Linked DNA regions of Homo sapiens: region 2 is linked to region 1. Evidence: chromatin loops called from intact Hi-C (ENCODE). Cell type or tissue: heart right ventricle. All regions are shown on one strand.

Region 1 (5,000 bases):
TCCGTCCTCCATCTTCCCAAGCTGTCTTCTTCCTGTATCTCTGCATTGTCTTCCCTCTGCTTGTCTGTTTACCTTCCCCTTGCTACAGGAACCCGTCTTGGATTAGGGCCCTTCAATGACCTCATCTTAACTTGGTTACTTTTTGTGTGTGTGTGTGGGGGAGAGGGACAAAGTCTCACTCTGACGCCCAGGCTGGAGTGCAGTGGCTCGATCTTGGCTCACTGCAACCTCTGCCTCCCAGATTGAAGCAATTCTCCTGCCTCAGCCTCCTGAGTAGCTGGGATTACAGGTGTGTACCCCACCACACCCGGCTAATTTTTTGTATTTTTAGTAGAGACGGGGTTTCGCCATGTTGGGCAGGCTGGTCTTGAACTCCTGACCTCAAATGATCCACCAGCCTTGGCCTCCCAAAGCACTGGGATTACAGGCGTGGGCCACCATGCCCAGCCTTAACTTGGTTATTTCTGTTAAGACCACATGAGGCCACATTCGGAGGGACTGGGGTTAGGACTTGAACCCATTATTTTGTGGAAACACAAATCAACCCATCCCGTACCCCTTCCCTCCGGGCCGTGTGTCCCAGTGCAGACTGCGGGGTCCCCGTGGGGTGCAAGACAGGAAGCCCCCTGCCTGCTGCTCTTCGGAAGGCAGTCCTTGAGAAACCAGATTCCTGACAATGTTGGCAACTGTCAGCCGATGTTTTTATAAAGACCCAAGTCATGAGCTCTCAGTCAGCGGACAGCATGCCAAGAGCCTGGTACAGGAATTGACTGTTTACCAACCCCACAGTCAGAAGGCTCGGAAACTCCCCAGTGACGGGGAGCTCACTACCTCGCCTGCCCGGGCTGGTCAGGGTGCTGATGGTGGGAAGTCCTGGCTCACTGTGGGAGGTCCTGGCTCACTGTGGTGCAGGGACACACACAGCTAAGATGATGATGGAGGAGACGCGGTTGATTTGAGGGTGGCCTGGGAGACAGCCACCCACCAGGATGGCACCTGTCATGTCTTTGAAAGTCCAAGTGTTCATTTCTTCACCGGAGCACTGGTTCAGCAAGCTTGCACTGGGTATCTGCTGGGAGTTGGGTGCTTGCTGGCATTGGCACAGTGCTAACTTCTTGGGCTCATTGCGTACCTTCAGAGAGCCCATTTCCTGGCAAGAGAAGAGAAAATGGATGTGTGATGAGGAATGGGAGTGGGGCCAGGGGTCTGTGCCAGGGAACTGCGGGAGCAGCAGGCAGGGGCTGAGGATGAGTCTAGAGGAGTGAATAATGGCATGGAAGAGTGTGAGAGGCAGAGGGAACAGCCTGTGGAAAGGCTTAGAGCCAAGAGGCCCTGAAGGACAGTCTGTCTGGGGCTGTGGAGCAGGAGCTATTGCTGTGGGGGAGGCAATAGGGCCAGGACTGGGCTGAGGCCATGCTGGGAGGTTTGGCTTCATCCTGAGGGCAACTGATTAGTGGGTGGAAGGAGGTCTCAGGTTGGATGGAGGTGGCCAGTGACTACCCCAGCGAGATGCTGGGGAAGAGACAGGGGAGAGCTTCTCACAGACTGCGGCCTTGGTTTTTACTGTCACTCCAGCTGTGGATGATGGGATGGTAGGAAACCAGGCAAGGAGGTTTGGGCGGGCCTGAGCTGTTGGGCAGGACCGTGTGTATGCTGCCATCTGTGCAAAGGTGGTGGCAGAGGAGGAGAACCCAGAGGATCAGGACTGGGCGACACAGCGAGACTCTGTCCCAAACAAAAAAAAAAGCTCCCGACCCATCTGCCTTAATGGAAAGAGCTGGATCGTGAGCTTCCTATCCCAGAAGGCATACAAGCCGAGGGCAGGGGATCAGAATTCTGGGAGGGGTCCTGCCCTCAGGTCTTTCCAACGGTACCATTAAGGTTCAGTAGGGCGGCATTCAGGTCTGGTGGAGTGCATGGGTGGGTGGGTGAGTATGGGTGGGTCGGCTCTGGCTCAGGCAGTTCCCGGGTCCATGCGGAGACCCCCACCCCGGACCAGCCCACATTTAGCCTGCAACAGCCTCCCGCAGCCGTGTGCGCCCCTCCTCCATGTGGCCACCAGAGGGCGCCAGAGGCTTGGGTTTGAGGCCTTGGGGGCCGACAAAGGCGGGAGGAGGTGGCGGCACCACCGGGGTCCTCTGTTCCCCATCCTGGACCTGCAGGGCGTGGTTCTGAGGAGAACGCCCCCCAAGCTAGTGCTATGGCCGCTCGGGACTTGGGGGCGTCCCTGCATTCACACTCAGAAGACCCAACAGGGACGGACTCCGGGGATGCCGGGGAGTAGGTGCTACCTGGCACAGCCACCTCTTTCCTGGGGTTGACAGGCAAGGCGTACTTCTGCGCCTCAGTGTCCCTTTATGACAGTACCCAGGAAACCCCCAACAGCCTCTGGAGACAATTTCCGAGAACTGGGGGTATGAGTGGAGAACCAGGAAGGCTGGGAGCGAGGGGAATCCAAGGCCTTGGAGGTGCTGGTCCAGCCTTCAGGCATTTACCCCCTGAGTAACCACCCAGCACCACCATCCCATGAGTATCCACCCAGCACTGCCCCGGGCGCCATCACGGGGGACGGGCCAGGTGGAGGCTTTCGGGTCTTTGGGCTCAGGGAAGGTGACAGTGAAATGTTGGGGGGACAACGGATTGGCCTGGGATGTGAGGGGGAAGGGCATCCTGTTTGCTGGAACCGCCTGAGCCCAGCCCTGAAGGCAGAGGCGGAGGCAGCCTCCCTTCCCAGCACCCCGTCCAGACAGCACCTGGTGCAGAAATTGAGCCGCACTCTCCCCTCCCATGCCCTGCTGCCAGCCCCACCCCTGCCCACCCAGAGAGCTGCACCGAAGCTGGGGTGGCCCTTGCGGGGCTCCTCTCTCCCCCTAGTTTTGGAAGAGGGGCCTGGAAATATGATTCTGAGACTCTAGCCGGGGAGCGAGAGTTTTGTAAATGGCACCATCTGTATGGGTGCCCCAGGGCAGATGGGAGACCCCAGGCCCCCCAGTCCCAGTGGGACCGTGTTTACATGCATGTTTACACACGTGTGCACAAATATCAGCATGCGGACACTCGTGTGTGAGACACTACATCCTCCTTCTCCCCGGAAAGCTGCCAGGAGCTGCCCTGGTGCTGGGGTCTTGGGGTTCAGAGGGGGAAGGATTAGACTGGCCTCCTTGGCTCTTGCCTGAGACGAGGGCAGAGTTTGAACCAAGGAAGCGTTTGTTTGGCCTCTTCGAGGGTCTCTGGCTCCTGAACAGATGGGTGTCCGCATGGCAGCATCTGGATGGGCAGACAGCAGCCCAGCCGTGCCTGGCTGGTGAGGCACAAGCCGTCTTTGTGTTGGGGAAACATGAAGCTGTGGGGGAAAATAGCTGGGCCATGCAACGTCGGACCATGCCTTACCATCTAAAATGAGGCTGTCTTTTAGTTGCTCCAGGAACGGGGCCGGCTGGGGGTCAGCAGGCAAATGTGGCCGCCCCCACCTCAGTGTCCTCATCCGTAAGATGGGACTAATAGAACCTGCCTCCTGGGGCTGCTCAAAGGATTCAGTGAGTTAATTATGCATGGAGCTCAGCTGGGAAGCCTGAGTGTGAACCGTTAGGATGAGCGAGTTTGCTGTGTGGCCCTGGGCAAGTGGCTGCACCTCTCTGAGCTTCACTTTCCTCACCCATAAAATATGGCTAAAAATCCCCCTGGCCCTGGGGGCCTCTCTGAGTGACAGCACATAGTAGGTGCTCACTAAAGGGGCTGCATGGAGGGTGAGTGAGGCCAGCCCAAGGCCTGTGCCGCACACACAGCTCCCAGCTCTGCAGAGAGGCTGAACCCTGGATTCTGTGCCACCTGACGAGAGTCTGGAAAATAGCATGTAATTCCCACCGCTGCCTGGCTGCGCCCATGCAGTTTTCACAGTAGGCAAAAGGTCCCTCTGTCATTTCCACAGCGCTTAAGTCTCCCTCTGGGCTGCCGAGCCCACGGGGAAGCAGGAGACGTGCGCGGCCATTTTCTCTCTGGGGACAGAGCTGGGCTGGCGGATGCCTGCGCTGACCCCGGCCTCCTCCTCCTCGGCATCAGTGTGGACGGTGGTCCCGGCTATGTCGGGGGTAACGTTCACAGCTCAGTGGGGTGTTGAGGTGTCTCCATTTGCCCACAGAGGATGCAGGCGAGGCAACCTGCCCGAGGGGGTGGCTGTGGTGCTGGGGACCTGGGCTTGGGTCCCGGGCCTGCCCTGGCTGTGTGTCCTTGGACTGGTTCCTTTCCCTTCCTGGGCCTCAGTTTCCCTCTCTGTGCAGAGAAGAGCTGAGGAGCAAAAGGCCCTCAGTGGTCACCTAGTTCCACCTCCTCCCTGACACCAGCCATTGAAGAGATGCGGAAACTGAGGCTCAGAGAGGTGACAGGGTTCCCAAATGTATGGGTATGGGGGAGTCCAAGCACCCTGGTGCCCCAGCCCTGAAGTGAGCTTGATTTGGGGCAGGGCAGGGTCAGCAATGTGGGGGCCTTGAGGAAGAGACTATAGTGCGAGCTCTGGGGCTGCAGGAGCAGGGCCTGGCCCCCCAGGTCTTGCCAGTGGCTGGGCCTCCAGCTCCAGGGGGTCAGATGTGTCCTGCACCCACCCACGTGACATGTGTGCCCTCTCCTATACTCTGCCATGTCCCCAGACGTGCACATCTCCCTCCTGCCACATGCCCACACATACACGACCTACACTGCATGACCTCACATGTGTACACGCTCTGCCCAGCTCTGTCTCCGCCACGGGCTGTCCTTGTCCTCACGTCCTCCCCCAGACTCCAGAACCCCCATCCTGTGGCTCCTGACAGCCCTCTGTTCTGCATTGCAGGGGAACGATCAGGTCCGGTTTGAGCTCAGCTGCTACTCACTGGCCCCCCAGATAAAGGTAGGATGTGGCTCCTCCCCTTAGCAGGGAGCACTAGCATCTGCAGCACCTGATGGGGAGGAGGGCACAGGGTTCTGGGAGATTCCACAGGACAGGCACAGAATCTCCTCCGTGGCAG
Region 2 (5,000 bases), 590 kb after region 1:
TGGTAGACAGCACAGGTGATGAAAGTCAGCATCGCTTGGATGTCATGTGGGTTTCCTGTGCCCCCATGTGATATGACGAGAAGGGTACTTCACCTCTGTGTATTTCTTTCCCAAGCCTATAACTCTGGTCTAATCATGAGAAACATCAGACATTCTAAAAATACCTGATCAGTGCTTTTCAAAAAGTGTCAAGATAGTGGCAGACAAGGAAAGACTGAGAAGCGGTGATAGGTTGGAGGAGAACAAGGATACCACTAAATGCAACACCGTGTCCTGGATGGGATCCTGCAGCAGAAACCAGACATTAGAGGAAAAAGTGGAGAAATCCTATTAAAGTCGCTGGGCGCGGTGGCTCAAGCCTGAAATCCCAGTACTTTGGGAGGCTGAGGCGGGCGGATCCCCTGAGGTCAGGAGTTCGAGGTCAACCTGCCAACATGGTGAAATCCCGTTTCTACTAAAAATACAAAAATTAGCCGGGTGTGGTGGCAGGCGCCTGCAATCCCAGCTACCCGGGAGGCTGAGGCAGGAGAATCACTTGAACCCGGGAGGCGGAGGCTGCAGTGAGCCAAGATTGCACCATTGCACTCCAGCCTGGGCCACAGAACAAGACTCTGTCTCAAAAAAAAAAAAAAACAACAACAACAAAAAAACAAAACCTAATAAAGTCTGGAGTTTAGTTAACTTAGTTTTGACAAATGTACTGTGGTAATGTCAGATGTCAGCATCAGGGGAGGCTGTCTGAAGCAGGTATGGGAACAATCTGTAATGTTCTTACTACTCTTCTAGAATTCTGAAAAAAAATTGTTTTTAAGTTTCTGCAGTGATTCTAGACTCTCATTGGTCCAGCTGGGATACCCTGGCCCCGCCCCTTCCTGGCTGATTCACGTGGCCCTCGTGGGCATGTCCTGCCTCCATTTCAGATGTCGCCCGGGGACCTTTAACCTGCAGCCCCACAATCCAGCTGGCTGCAGCAGCTGTTTCTGCTATGGCCACTCCAAGGTGTGCGCGTCCACTGCCCAGTTCCAGGTGCATCACATCCTCAGCGATTTCCACCAGGGTAAGAGATGCTCCCTGCAAACGCCTCCCAAGGGTCTGCTCCCAGCCTAGGCAGGTGATCCTGCCCTGGGGAGATCTTGCATTAGTGGATCTCCCATTGTGGAGAGGAGCCACAGGCCTGCACAGCCTAGGTGGGGTCGGGGGTGAGATGATGGCTCCCCAGTGCCCACCTGCGACCCCCAGCTCCCTCCCCAGTCCCTGACTCTTCTCTTTATACCCGTGGTGGGGTTGGGGGCCGGGTACGTGACGCTTTTTGGATCCTGTAGGGGAATTTCCCACTCACCCCGTTGAGACTGGCCTCCCTTGGTGTGTCTAAACACTGGGGATTCAGGCTCAGTCTCCTGGCCTCCACTTATTGAGCACCTGCTGTTTGCCAGGCACTGTGCTGAGCACCTAACATGCAAGGATTCTCATTCCCCTTTCAATGATGAAGTAACTGAGACCTACAAAAGGTAGGCCACTTGCCTGAGGCCACATAACAGTTGTGAGCACTGCATTTGTCAGCTCCTGAGTTTTGCTCCTTTTTTTTTTTTTTTTTTTTTTTTTTTTTGGACACAGGGTCTTGCTGAGTCACCAAGGCTGAAGTGCAGTGGTGCAAGATTGCACAGCACAGCTCACTGCAGCCACCACCTCCCTGGGCTCACGTGATCCTCCCACCTCAGCCTCCTGAGTAGCTAGGACCACAGGTGTGCACCACCGTGCCCGGCTAATTTTTATATTTTTTTCTAAAGACAGGGTTTTGCCATGTCTTTAGACCCAGGCTGGTCTCAATCTCCTGGGCTCAAGTAGTCTGCCCACCTCCGCCTCCCAAAATGCTGGGACTACAGGCGTGCACCACCATGCCGAGCTAATTTTTGTATTTTTTTTTTTTTTTTTTTTTTTTTTGTACAGACGGGGTCTTACCATGTTGCCCAGGCTGGTCTAGAACTCCTGAGCTCAGGCAATCCCGCCCACCTCGGCTTCCCAAAGTGCTGGGATTATGAGTGTCCGCGCCCAGCTGTTTTGCCCTTAACCGCTGTGGTGGCCTATACCGTGGTCCCTGACTCCAGGTGGCACAGCCGCATATTTAAAGAGGAAAGCAGCAGAGCTCGGAGCTCTGCATTAAACCAGAGGCTGCGTGGGCCCCAGCGATGTCCCACGGAGCGCCCCGCACCTTCCGCCTGTCCCCAGGAAGGAGCGAGGCATCAGCTGAAACAGAAGAACCTCAGGGCCGACGCTGGGGCGGCCCCAGACATGAGGGCCGCGCGCCCTCTGCTGGAAGCCGCGCAGAAAGCAGGACCGAGAGATGCGCGGACCGGCGCCGCGTGTCTGGGTCCTGGGTCCGGGGGTCTAGGGTGTCAGCGTTGGGCAGGACTCATTTTCTAGACCCTAAGAACAGTGTCATGATCTGTTCTCACATTGGGCCAGGCACTGGGTGTGGCCGGCCCTTCAGGGGTGTCATCTCATTTTGTCTCACAGTTGCCCTTGCGCAGGAGTTCTCAAAACTTTTTGGTCTCTGAATTCCTCTTTTTTTTTTTTTTTTTAAGACGGAGTCTCACTGTGTTGCCCAGGCTGGAGTGCAATGGCGTGATCTCAGCTCTCTGCAACCTCCGCCTCCCAGGTTCAAGTGATTTTCCTGCCTCAGCCTCCTGTGTAGCTGGGACTGCAGGCACCCACCACCACGCCCAGCTTATTTTTGTATTTTTAGTACAGGTCGGGGGTTTCACCATGTTGGTCAGGCTGGTCTTGAACTCCTGACCTCAACTGATCCACCCTCCTCAGCCTCCCAGAGTGCTGGGATTACAGGTGTGAGCCACCGCACCCGGCCTCTGGATCCCTTTATGCTCTTGAAAATTATTGAGAACCCCAAAGTGCTTTTGTTTATGTGGGTGGTTTGTATGGATATTTGCTGTCTTAGAAATGGAAACTGTGGCTGGGCGCAGTGGCTCACGCCTGTAATCCCAGCACTCTGGGAGGCCGGGGTGGGGGTGGGGGGAGCGGATCACCTGAGGTCAAGAGTTCGAGACCAGCCTGGCCAACATGACGAAACCCCGTCTCTGCTAAAAATACAAAAATTAGCCAGGCGTGGTGGCCAGCTCCTGTAATCCCAGCTACTCGGGAGGCTGAGGCAGGAGAATCGCTTGAACCTGGGAGGCAGAGGTTGCAGTGAGCCGAGATCGCGCCACTGCACTCCAGCCTGAGTGACAGGGTGAGACTCTGTCTCAAAAAAAAAGAAAACAAGTAGTTTTTAAATTTTTATTATTTTTATTTATTTTTATTTTATTTTTTTAGCAGAGACGGGGTTTGCCATGTTGACCAGGATGGTCTTGATCTCTTGACCTCATGATCCATCTGCCTCGGCCTCCCAGAGCGCTAGGATTATAGGTGTGAGCCACCACACCCAGCTGATTTTTTTTTTTTTTTTTTTTTTTTTTTGAGTCAGAGTCTTGCTCTGTCACCCAGGCTGGAGTGCAGTGGCACAATCTCAGCTCGCTGCAACCTCCGCCTCTCGGGTTCAGGCGATTCTCCTGCCTCAGCCTCCTGAGTAGCTCAGATTATAGGCAGCTGCTACCATGCCTGGCTAATTTCTGTATTTTTAGCAGAGATGGGGTTTCGCCATGTTGGCCAGGCTGGTCTCGAACTTCTGACCTCAGATGATCCACCCACCTCGGCCTCTCAGAGTGCTGGGATTACAGGCATGAGCCACTGTGCCTGGCCTTCTAGTTCCTTCTAAATGCCTGTCTGCAAACTTCTCTTCATGTTGACATCTTCCTTTCTCTGACCTCTTTCCCCACTCCGTTCCTTCCTTCTTACCCCTTGGCTGCCCCAGGTATTTGGCCTCTGCCTCATTGCCCGCTACCCCCTGGAGAGGCACCTCCTTAAGGTCACTCGCTGTGTGCTGGGCTGTGCTCCGTGTTAACTGCTGTGGCCAGAGGGAGGAGGCACTGAACTGGCACTGGGGACCAGAAGGCCTGGGCTCCCGTCGTGGCTGGGCCCCTTCCTAACCAGGTGGCCTCCTTGCCTGAGGTGCTGTTAATGACATGGGCCACTGGAAGGACAGGGTTCATGAGGTCACAGGTGAGAAAGTTCTCTGAGAACCTGAAGATGAGGTCAAGTCTGGTACTATTAGAGATGGCCCTGATGTCCCAGGGCCCCCATGTGGGGGTCTTCAGGCTGTCTTCATGCTGAGCTCAAAACCCCACTGAAAGGGCAGGGCAGGCTTCCAGGTCTGACCATGCCCCCAAGCAGATCCGGGTCCCTGAGCTTTCTAGCTTCTCCTGGGGCTCCCTCCTACCCCAGGGCCCCCACCTGGGGCTGGCACCTGGAGACCACCCTCCGGGGCCTCACACTGATCGGGGGGTGTCTGTGTTTGCTGTCTAGGAGCCGAAGGCTGGTGGGCCAGAAGTGTGGGGGGCTCTGAGCACCCCCCACAATGGAGCCCAAATGGGGTCCTCCTGAGCCCAGAAGACGAGGAGGAGCTCACAGCACCAGGTACCTCCAGCACCAGGTGGGGGCTGGCCGCCCTGTGTCGGTTCCTCCTGCTGCTAAACAACTTGCCGCATATTAGAGGCTGAAAACAATGCCAGTTTATTCTCTTAGAGTTCTGGAGAAGTCAGAAATAGGTCTCTCGGAGCTAACATCAAGGTGTCAGCAGGGCTGAGTTCCTTCTGGAGGCCCATGGGAAAGTCCCTTCCTTGCCTTTCCCAGCCTCTAGAAGCCGCCTGCATTCCTGGGCTCATGGCCTCTTCCTCCATCTTCAAAGCAGCTGAGTTTTTCTCACGCCCCATCACTGGCACCAACTCCCCTGCCTCCCTCTTGTGTATTTGCCATTAATCTCTAATGATTGATGGGGCCCAGCTGGATAACCCAAGAGGCTCTTCCTACCTCAGGTCAGCTGATTAACAACCTTAATGTCCCCTGCCACAGAACACACCATATTTATGGATTCCAGGGATTAGAATGTG

Evidence for each region. A loop is a pair of places that touch in the nucleus more often than their neighbours do. Peaks named below come from ENCODE experiments on the same cell type or tissue, not always from the same donor. Only the 100,000 strongest peaks of a DNase experiment are listed, where the experiment ranks them.
Region 2: a loop joins it to region 1, with 5 times the contacts of the local background. A loop is called at or near these places in 9 of 110 quality-filtered maps.

What each region holds. Positions count from the first base shown.
Region 1 is chr9:130,459,286-130,464,285 of GRCh38, forward strand. ASS1 (argininosuccinate synthase 1) reads left to right here. Exons shown (of 15, transcript NM_054012.4): 5 at 4,826-4,882. Among named protein-coding and RNA genes, the nearest start is that of ASS1, 17 kb to the left of the region's middle. RefSeq lists enhancers at 2,108-2,197, 2,278-2,327. In heart right ventricle, CTCF peaks have their summits at 2,055 (motif pointing right) and 2,258; a DNase peak (open chromatin) is centred at 2,066.
Region 2 is chr9:131,044,604-131,049,603 of GRCh38, forward strand. It overlaps LAMC3 (laminin subunit gamma 3), which reads left to right. Exons shown (of 28, transcript NM_006059.4): 8 at 921-1,057; 9 at 4,417-4,527. Among named protein-coding and RNA genes, the nearest start is that of LAMC3, 38 kb to the left of the region's middle. In heart right ventricle, a CTCF peak has its summit at 2,307 (motif pointing left); a DNase peak (open chromatin) is centred at 2,308.